Linked DNA regions of Homo sapiens: region 1 is linked to region 2. Evidence: chromatin contacts called from ENCODE Hi-C data. All regions are on one chromosome and are shown on one strand. Each heading gives the region's core, a stretch centred on a gene start or an enhancer-like site at or near the end of the contact. The rest is flanking DNA. Distances are from core to core; before and after follow the strand shown.

Region 1 (4,965 bases), core at 340-2,839, 530 kb after region 2:
GAGGAGGTCGGACTTATCTGATGGGCGCTCTTGGGCACAGCTCCCCCTCTGTCAAGAGTATCAGATCCAAGTGCTCTGCAAGGCAGTGTCAGAAGTCAGTATTCACAGTTAGAAGGCTCAGTTGGCAAGTATTGAGGGCAGGTATCAGATTCTGGGGTAAGGGGGCTTCTTCACATGGAAGCTTCCTGGAAAGCAATGCGGAATGAAGAGGCAAGAGTGAATCCTCATTTTGCATAAGGGATTCCTCGGTCCCACCATGTCTTTGTTTTTATCATAACAGGAAAAGTATGTGCTGATTTGAGGGAGGTCTGAGTCACCTTCCCTAGTGAGCCTCAGGGTCAGTTCTTCTAGTTAGGGCAAAACTCCATGAAGATTACTTTAAAAAAAAGGATTCACTTACATAATAATGTATATGCATATATACAGTTGATACAGTCTGTTACCAAACAACATGCCATCAAAATTGATGTTTAAAATTTCTTCTGTACTCCTTTCCTCCCAAATTTAAATAATAATTCACTAATACCGCCAGAATTTTTTTTTTTCTTTGAGAGGGAGTCTCACTGTGACTCCCAGGCTGGAGTGCAATGGCATGATCTCGGCTCACTGCAACCTCTGCTTCCCAGGTTTGTGCAATTCTCCTGCCTCAGCCTCCTGAGTAGCTGGGAATACAGGTGTGCACCACCACACCTGGCTAATTTTTTGTATTTTTATTAGAAACAGGGTTTCAACATGTTGGCCAGGCTGGTCTGGAACTCCTGACCTCAAGTGATCCACCGCCCTCGGCCTCCCGAAATGCTGGGATTACAGTCACGAGCCACTGCGCCCAGCCCAGAACTTATTTTTTAGACAATCATTTAGCTCTCTCTGCTTAAGGCACTATCCTAGGTGCTTTAATACTATCTCATTTAATCTTCACAACAAGCTGTGAAGTAGATACTGTCATTATCCCCATTTGACAGATGAAGAAATTGAGACAAAGAGGTGAAGTAACTTGCTCCTGGTCACACAGTTGGTGAGGAGCTGCAGAGCCCATGCCCTAAACGAGGCTATGCTGCCTTGGAGAATGGAGCAGAGACACAGAGGTGCACAAATGGAAGCTCTGAAATGACAACAGGAGAATTCTTCAGGGGTCCTGTCCTCACTCTCTGGATGCCATTGGGAAACCATCACAGAATAACTGTGTCTTTTCCATAACATGAGGAAGCTCAAAGGGACAATCTAGCTCACACAGTTTATACAAGAAGGAGGTTCAGTTAATCCCCAAATATTAATCATGTAAAAATAGACCTAAATGAAAATGATCATTTCTGGTGAACGTGAGAACTTTGAAAATGCAGATGGAGTTACAAAGAGTGGTTACGAAATGTCCCTTATGTATGTAGCGGTCCATGCTGGAAAGAAGCCAGCACAGCTATCACTGTGGAGCTGGAGGAAAGTGAGGACAGGAGGAGCTCCTTCTGCCCCTCTGGGAAGCATTGCGGAGGGTGAAGGAGGCCGTGTCCACCCAGGGATTGGTCAGCAGGGGAACAGGCCCCACTGGGAATGGCCAGGACCCAGAAAGGAGAGAGACTGGGAAAGTAAGGACAAGGAGTTGGATGGTGACTCAGCAGCAGGCACTTGGAGGGAAGCCAGGCAGACAATTAGCATCAAGAAGGCTTAGCAGGCCTTAGGCAGGGTTCTAGGGAATTAGGCAGAGAAAATATCTGAGAGCTCCTGGGAAGGGGGCCAAGACTTAGGCATGAAAGGCCAGACAGGGACTCGCTGCTGGAGTGGGAGCATACAGTGAGGGGAGTAAGATGAGAGAAGATTCCAGAAGCAGGGGTACAAGATCAGAGAAGAATCAAAAACATAACCTGAATGCATGCCGAGATTCTGTGCTGCCTACTCAGCTCCCAGCATCTCCCTGAGTAGGAATAACTTTGGTCTTAGAATCTTACCCTACAGCATCCCTGGAGGAGAGGATGGGAGGGACTGTTGCAGGAGCAGCTCTGCCTGACCCCTCAAACCATTTCCCCAGCACCCTCCCTTGTTGGCCATTCTTTGGAATTCGCTTCTTGCCAGGGTAGGGACCTGGTGTAGTATATCTTTTTGATCAAGCCATTGAGGTGAAGTGAACCAGGATATTCATCATCTATTTGAACCATAATGGCTTTTGGGCTGTATCTAAAGCTTGAGCCCGGTTGTCTACAACGTGTGAGCATGGAAGAAATTGCCCATTGATCTTGTTTCCACTTCTTCCTTTGGCTGGACTAGGCAGCCTACAGGAGGCAAACACTGCCATCTAGTGGCGTATCTAGGCTTCTCGCCAGGAACTGTGTCTTGAATTGTAGAGAGACAGAAGCCTGATTTTTATCCTCTCCCGTCCAGCCCATGGGTCTGATTGTAACCCACCCTAGAGGGAAGTGGGTCTTGTATCTGGGTGCCATGCTGGGCTGTTTGCAACTAGAGCTTCAGGCCCCTTCTGCTCTAACAGTCTGCAAAAGGACTACACTCATCCCTGGATTCAACCATGTTGCCCTGAAAGGGCTGCAAGTTGCATCCCCAGCTATGTGTGAGCTTGGCCTCAAGAAGCAACCCTGAGCCCCTGGCGTGGTCGCAGAGGAGCAGCTCTACTGAGGTGCAGAAGCTCAGTGATAGAGAGTCTCTCAGTTAGAAAGAATTTCAGTCATCTAGGCCGGCATTCTACAGAGTCCATTAGCGAGGTGGAATCAAATTAGTGGGATGTCAACAGCAATAGAGAAAAACATAAAATAGAATGTCAGAGTGGAGCTTGTGTTTCAGTGATAAATCTATTCACATGTAGTGTTCCCTGGTCAAAATATGAAGTGTATTTCTTACAGAGCACTTTGGAATCTGAATCCCAGCACTTTGGGAGACTGAAGCGGGAGGATCAGTTGAGCCCAGGAGTTCAAGAAAAACATAGTGAGACCATGTCGCTACAAAAATAAAAATAAAAATTAGCTGAGTGTGGTGGTACACACCTGTACCACCTACTGGGTACACACCGGTCCCAGCTACTCAGCAGGCTGAGGTGGGAGGATCACTTGAGCCAGAGAGGTAGAAACTGCAGTGAGCCAAGATTGCACCACTGCATTCCAGCCTGGGTTTCAGAATGAGACCCTGTCTGGGGGCAGTGGAAGGCATTCCCAGGCCCTAACCCAGGCCTACTGAATCATGATGTGTGATTGAGGGGTGGAGCAAGAGAAGGAACTGCTAGGGAATCTCCATTTTATTAGCTCTCCACATGATTTTTATGTATACTCAATGCCTAACCACTGATATTGACATTTCTGAGCTTGAATTTCCTGATGTATGAGATGGAGATGATAGTACCACCTGGTTATTGTGAGGACCAAGTAGATAATTAATGCAAAGGTATTTTGCTAACTGTAAAAGTACTCTAGAGATTTGAGGTGTTTCCATCCCACAAAATCCTTCTCTCTGTGATGTTTTTAAGGAGGATAGCACCAGGAGAGTGGGGGAGTGAAGACTGCATTTAATGGGACCAGGAGAGTTAAATGGAAAAATATTTTCTTCTGTCTCCTTCCACCTTCTACCTTCTACCTTCTGTCCTGCAGATTTCCTGATCTGATCCCAATGGCAGTCCTATGGGGACGTGGTTAGCACAGACTCCCTGCCCTGTAACTGGTGGTGATGCATATTGCCAACATCAGTCTGATGCATTATTTTAACCGTTTCAAGCCCCCTCTGATATCGAAGTCCCTTTAGTGTAAATCTCTCACAGTCCTGAATGCTGAGCTTTTGGTCCTGGTGGGACTGTTAATTATCTACTCACTGTGGCGTTCACTGTGTATGCCACTGGGCAGAAGCTTCCCAGAATGTGTGTGAAATGGCTACACAACATATTTGGACAAGTGCACTAATATGGCCACTGGTGCAGAAAATTTGGGCCCTGAAGGCTTAAATCAGAGATGCACAGACTGAAGTCGAATTCCTGGAGGTGGTGCAAGGACTTTGCCTCCAAACTGCTTTTGGGGTGAACTTTAGAGGATAACAGGCTACCAAGCTGGGCCTCAGCCTCCTCATTCCTTCCGTTCCCTACCTGTCACTCTGCCTCTAAGTGCAGCTGCTCTTCCAAGAGGGAGACTGTACTTAGTTCTATGAGACAAACTAATAACCGAATGGATTCTCATGGAAATATGAAGCCAGAAGAAAGGGGGGAAGTGGGGCCAAATCCCCAAGGTGAAAAAGTGAGAAGTCTCAGCATTCAGCCAGTAGGGGTTGTTCCTGTCAACCCCTTTTATTGCTTCTGCCCCAGGATCAGTGAATTAGGAAGATGCCAGTGTGGAGACAAGCCAGCATGGAGCATGAGGGCTGGGCGTATGCTCCTAAGTAAGAAGTGGCCCGTCTTCCCTTCTGATTCTTCCTCCTGGTCCCCAGTGCCTGAGCCTTTGAGGCTATTCCCCTCCCAGACAGACATTGCTTTACTTCTGCCTTTGAATTGAAGCCCCATTCTTTTTGTAGTCCTCGTAGCCTCGATTTTAGGCTGATGGCTCCAGTAAGGGGTGGGGATGGGAGGTGTTGCAGGGGTTAGAAGGAAGGAAGGCTGTCTCTTCCATTATTCCCTATCATCTAGTGAGAATCTAATGGGAGGGGTGAGTTAGAATAGATGCCCATACAATAGGAGTCTGAGGGTGGTAGTCAGGGCAGGGACAGGGCACAGGGTAGAACCCTTGGAAGGAGTAAAGGGGCATATAGGGAAGGGGTTTAACGGCACAATTAGCTGAAGCTTGGCAAAGGAATAATGAGCTCTAACGAAGTAAGAGGAATTAGAATCAAAGCCCTGGTTCTGGGCAGGCTTCAGACTGTGGCTACAGCTAGAAAGCCTGAGTGATTGAATAGCACTGTGCTAATTACATTTTTTTCTTGTTTTCTTTCCTGTTCTCAACTCTCCTTTTCATCTTCTGCCATCTCTCTGCCCTAAACACCATTTTTCCTCTT
Region 2 (4,740 bases), core at 800-3,299:
TTTCTTGTCTATATCTTGAGATTTTGATATGACCCTTCCTCTAAACATGTAATGTTTCTTCTGAATTGTGATGAGCTAATGCCTTGCCAGGCCACTGGTTCTTTAGCTGCACAATGGTGGCAATTAATTAATAGCAGCTCTGCCATCACATATGTGTGTGCGGGGGTAGGGGAGCAGACCAGGGGTTAGGCAAAGGATTAAGGGGAAGGAAGATTTTGAAAAGACAAATGAGAAGTATTTTCATTGTCAGAAAAGGCATAGGCAAAGGGGCATCTTAAGCCAGTTCAAGATACTAGGGCCAGATGAATTAGATCTCAGGGCAGTGAACTTGTGATGTCAGAGTCACTACAGAGGTCTGATAGATGTACTCAAGGTTGGAGACAGGTCTGATAGGTGTATCCAAGGTTGGAAACAGGTACTTTTTTTTAATGGGTGAAAAAAAATTAGACTGTTTGTGTCAGTGAAGAACGTGATGCGTACAGGGAGCCAGAAAGTGTTCACTAAAAACTAATTTAATTCATTTTATTTGCTACAAGTTTACACAGTTGGTGGATCTGCATAGGCCCCAGTTGCCTTGGCCCCCAGAGAGAGGTGGAACCAAACAGGTTACTAGAGACAAACAGATCCAGGAGATTCTGTCTGATGGGTTGCAGTCATTAACTTCAGACCAGTACCTGGTTTTCCTATTAGGCGTGTTTTAACACATTAGGTCAGGCCACCACTTCTCCATCTGTCTGGATGAGGCAACAGCGAACAGCGCTCAGCAGACCTTATTAAGTACTCAGGTCTTAAAGACCCTCTGTTTGGTGGGCTCTGTAGTCACTAGAACCATAAACACACTACTGGCTAATTATTGTTTAATTATTGCTTAAAAACTGATGGGCACAATACAATCACCGCATTAATTACCCCATACAGCATCTGTTTTCTTTTTTGCAGCCATCCCCATTCCTCCCCAGCCCCTCTCCCCACTTTAATTGAAATTCAGCTTGCTGTAACACCTCCTTCCTCCTGGCCAACTGGATCTCTCCATTCACATGAGGGAGAACAAAACCGAGAAGGCCCCAGGGATTAGAGAGTTTTGACAGCTGTCCAAGAGGAGCGCGGAGATACGGGCCAAGTACGGAGGCAGGACAGAGACAAACGAGGGACAAGAGAGTGACGGAGGGAGGGAGAGATAGGCAGGGAGACATCACAGGAGCATTAAACTGGACAAAGAGTCACAGAGACAGGCGGAGATGTTTAAAGGGGCGCTGAAAAGGGGAAAAGGACGAGAAAAGATAAAAAGGAGAGAAACTGTGGCGAGCTGGTGAGGAAAATGTGAGAGGCTCAGGAGGGCAGGGAGACAGAAGAGAGCTCGTCAGGAAGGAGGGGAAGAAAGGCCGGCCTCTAGGGACAGGTCAGTCCAGCTTGGAGACCGATCTGAAGATCCAGAGAAGGCGGGCGGGCAGCCTGGTGGTCCCCTCACACACCTGGGAGTGGAGTGGACGGAGGAGGTGGCCGCGGGGCCGGGAGGAGCACCGGCGGCGCGAGCGGAGAAGCTGAGCGCGCAGCGCCCGGGCCGCAGAGCCCCCTGGACAAGCCTGGCGTGTGCCCTGCAGCCCCGGGCTCGCCCGGCGGCCCCGCCCCCTCCCTGGCCCGGGCTTTTCCTGCGGAGCTCAGGAAGCCGGCCTAGCACAGCCTCGAACAATAGCTCGGGACTCGGGCTCCGCTCCCCGGGAGGCCGGCGCGGGGCCGCTGGGACTGGGGGCGTAGGCGCCGCCGGGGGCCCGCAGCGAGCCCTCGGCCCCGGCCGGAGCTTCAATTCAGCTCGGCGCTCCCGGGGTCATTGTTGGCCGGGACTGAGGGAGCGGGAGCCGGGGGAGGAGCTGGGGAGGCGGCTGCTGCGGCGGCGGCGGCGGCGGGAGCCAGAGGGGGAGCTAGAGAGCGAGCGAGCGAAGGAGGGAGGTAGCGAGTGAGCGAGTGAGCGAGGGAGGGAGGAGGTAGGGAGACAGGGAGGGTGGGAGGGAGGAGGAAAAATAAAGAGGAGAGAGCGGAGCAGGGCTGAACAATAGAGACAGGCAGACGGGCGAGCAGGAGAGCCAGCTGCCGCTGCTGGGGGACAGCGGGCGCCCAGGCAGCCCGCACCCCGGCCCCGGGCCCCGGCCCCAGCCAGACAGCAGGCGGCCAGCGCCCTGGGGAAGGGGTACCATGGGGGAGCTGGCGGCAGGCACCCCCAGCCCGCCGCGCGCCTCCGCCTGAGGGAGGCTCAGCGTCCTCTGCCCCAGCCCCGCCGCCCAACGCCCGCCCTCGAAGCTCCGCGGCCGCCAGCTCTGCGGCCGCAGCAGCTGCGCCCCGCGCCCTCCGCCCACCGGGCGCCGAGCAGCCCTCGGCCCCAGGCTTCTTCGGCTCCCGGCTGCCCGCGGACGCCCTCCCACAGTCATGAACCCCCCTGAGGGAGCAGCGGAGGAAGGAGGAGCAGCAGACTCGGACGTGGACGCCTTTTTCCGGACAGGTAAGCCGGGCAGGGCGCGGGGGGCCAGGGCTGAAGGCTACTGCCTCGGACGCGGCGTCTCGGACAAGTTTGGGGAAGGAGGGCTGTTGCTGCCGCGTGCGTGTTGGGGGGCAGTGCCCCCTCGGCGTCGGGGCTGGAGTTGCCGAGATTCTGGTTGTTATGGCAGTGCTGGCTGCGTCTGGGGAGGGCGTGGGGGCTGGGAACTCCGCGCCCCTCCGCCTTCACCCCAGTTGCGGGAGTCTGTGTTGGGGAGGTGGGAGGCGGTCCCCTCGGACCGCCTTCTCCCAGAGCGCGGGGATGGGCGGTGTTGGCTCACTTTGCAGCGCGCCGCTCCGGCTACCGGCGTCCCGGCCCCTCCCTTGGCTCCCCCTCCCCTGTGCCTGTCAGCGGGGCTCCCGGCGGCCGCCCTGGGTCGGCACCCCTCCTCGCCGTCGGGGGCCCGGGGCCCTGATGTGCACAGAGGGGCGGCGGGGACCCGGAGCCGCGCCGGCTGCAGACTGACAGGAGTGGGGCGGAAGACATCGGTCTCGCCTGGTGCGTGTGGGGAGCTGGTCCCTCTGACTTGAGAGGCAGACCCAGCTGGGAGGGCGGTGGGCGCCTCGGACCTCCCCCTTGTCCTCCTCTTCAGTTCTGGGAACGGAGGAGCTATTCATAAGAATTACTCATTCCTGGAAGTGTGAGTTAGCGTCCCTCTCATACACACCCACTAAGTCTCTGCTTGCTGTGAGGTGTAGAGCCCTGAGATGTCTTTCTAGCTCTTTGCGCCCCTGCCATCGTCCAAGTCCCGGGTCCATTGCTCCTCCTGCTCCCTGGCTACACAGTCCCTCCCTAGAACCGGCACTGACCACCCTTATCTTCCACCACCTGTGGCCCTGTTTCTCTGATGGCCAGGGATTCCCCGTCTCCCTGTACCTGTGGCTTCCACCAGCTTCTGTGTGTAGCTCCCCATCTCCCCACATGTCTGAAACAGTTTTGTCTGGAATCTTTGTCCCAAGGAGTCCAGTAAGTTACCGGGGCCCCATGCATCTGCTCTCCCTTCTGGAAAGTTGGATTAGAGGACATGAACTGGTGGGGGTCAGGGGTCAGGTTAGCTCTGGAGGGTCTCTGCACATCCATCTGTTTCCTAACCCTGTTACCTTGCCCTGGAGGTCATCTCTAGGGAAGGGGGTGGGGTGCTTTGCGGGGGAGACTTGTGGCTTTGGAAGTCAAGACTTGATTGGCTCATATGTTCATTCTCTAGTTGATGTGCAGAGGAAAAAACTGGAGGACAGGAGCTGGTGCCAGGGTCTGGGGAAATCAGAGGGAGCCCTGTCATTCTATTCTGCTTCCCAGGTCTAAGCCTTCTTTCCTTTTCTTTCTTCCTCCTTCCTTCCCTCCTTCCTCTTCCGAGACATGGATTCTATTTTCTTTCTTCTCTCTCTCTCTCTCATACACACACAGCCCAGCACCCAAAAGCATGGATTCTAAAGAGGTGGAATCTAGGGAAAAGGTGGTTCTGGGGGCTAAGTGATATTCAGAAATACTCATTATGAGGCAGAGGAGGGGAGATATGGGAATTCATAACTGGGACTAGAAACAAATTGACCAGTCAATCAAAAACCCAGCTGACCCCCCTTGCCTCCCAACTGGGGCAAAAGTCTGCATTTTCTTAGCTCTGAGGGAAAAATCTTGAAGTGTGAGCCTTCCCACCTTCCCTTTCTGGACTCCACTTTTACCTTTTGGTGCCCACTCCTCTTTCCCCTTTCCTATCATCCAAACACTAGGTCCTGTTCATTTTCTGTTCCAGGCACCCGTAGCAGAGCTCAGTTCCTGGAGGCTTGCTTATTTCTGATAATAAATTCACACAGTGTTAATGGCCAATAATAGTCCAATGTGTTACTTTTCCCAGGGCCTTTCAAAACACAAGGTGTGGCACACATTATCTAACCCTGGCTCAAATCACAGAATAAATAGCAGACTGGGGTCAGTCTCCTGTGGGATTCCTATGTTGGGGATATTCTCCCTCCTCCTTGGGCAGCCCAGTGGCTGAGCTAAGTCTGATGTGCACTTAGTATCAGAGAAAGGTTAAGTCATTGGTGCATGAGGCTGGAAATGACTGATGACCTGTAACATGTTGCAAGAGGGGGTAGGTCAAGGACTACATCCACCCTGTGTGGCCCTCTATGCTTGGCTCACTGACTGTCACCACACTTCTGGTCTCTAGCCTAGGCTCTTGCTGGGGATTCTTCTTCTTCTTTTTATTTTTA

The links. A loop is a pair of places that touch in the nucleus more often than their neighbours do. Pooled maps may share reads with other maps.
Region 1: a loop to region 2 is called in a map of endothelial cell of umbilical vein, with 5 times the contacts of the local background. The contact joins the enhancer-like site here to the promoter of KALRN in region 2. A Hi-C loop is called at or near these places in 9 of 168 maps with a recorded cell type or tissue (PC-3, Right ventricle myocardium inferior, cardiac septum and 6 more) and 13 of 50 pooled maps.

The regions. Positions count from the first base shown.
Region 1 is chr3:124,557,747-124,562,711 of GRCh38, forward strand. All of the region lies in intron 33 of KALRN (kalirin RhoGEF kinase), which reads left to right. All of the region lies in intron 2 of LOC105374076 (a long non-coding RNA gene), which reads right to left. Among named protein-coding and RNA genes, the nearest start is that of UMPS, 170 kb to the right of the region's middle. Within about 2 kb of position 1,590, at least 20 of the 41 ENCODE cell types and tissues checked have a DNase peak (open chromatin) inside an H3K27ac peak, as active enhancers do; they include dorsolateral prefrontal cortex and endothelial cell of umbilical vein, where a contact is called at or near this core.
Region 2 is chr3:124,031,320-124,036,059 of GRCh38, forward strand. KALRN (kalirin RhoGEF kinase) reads left to right here and starts at 2,050. Exons shown (of 60, transcript NM_001388419.1): 1 at 2,050-2,494. The coding sequence starts at 2,422. RefSeq lists a silencer at 1,566-2,025.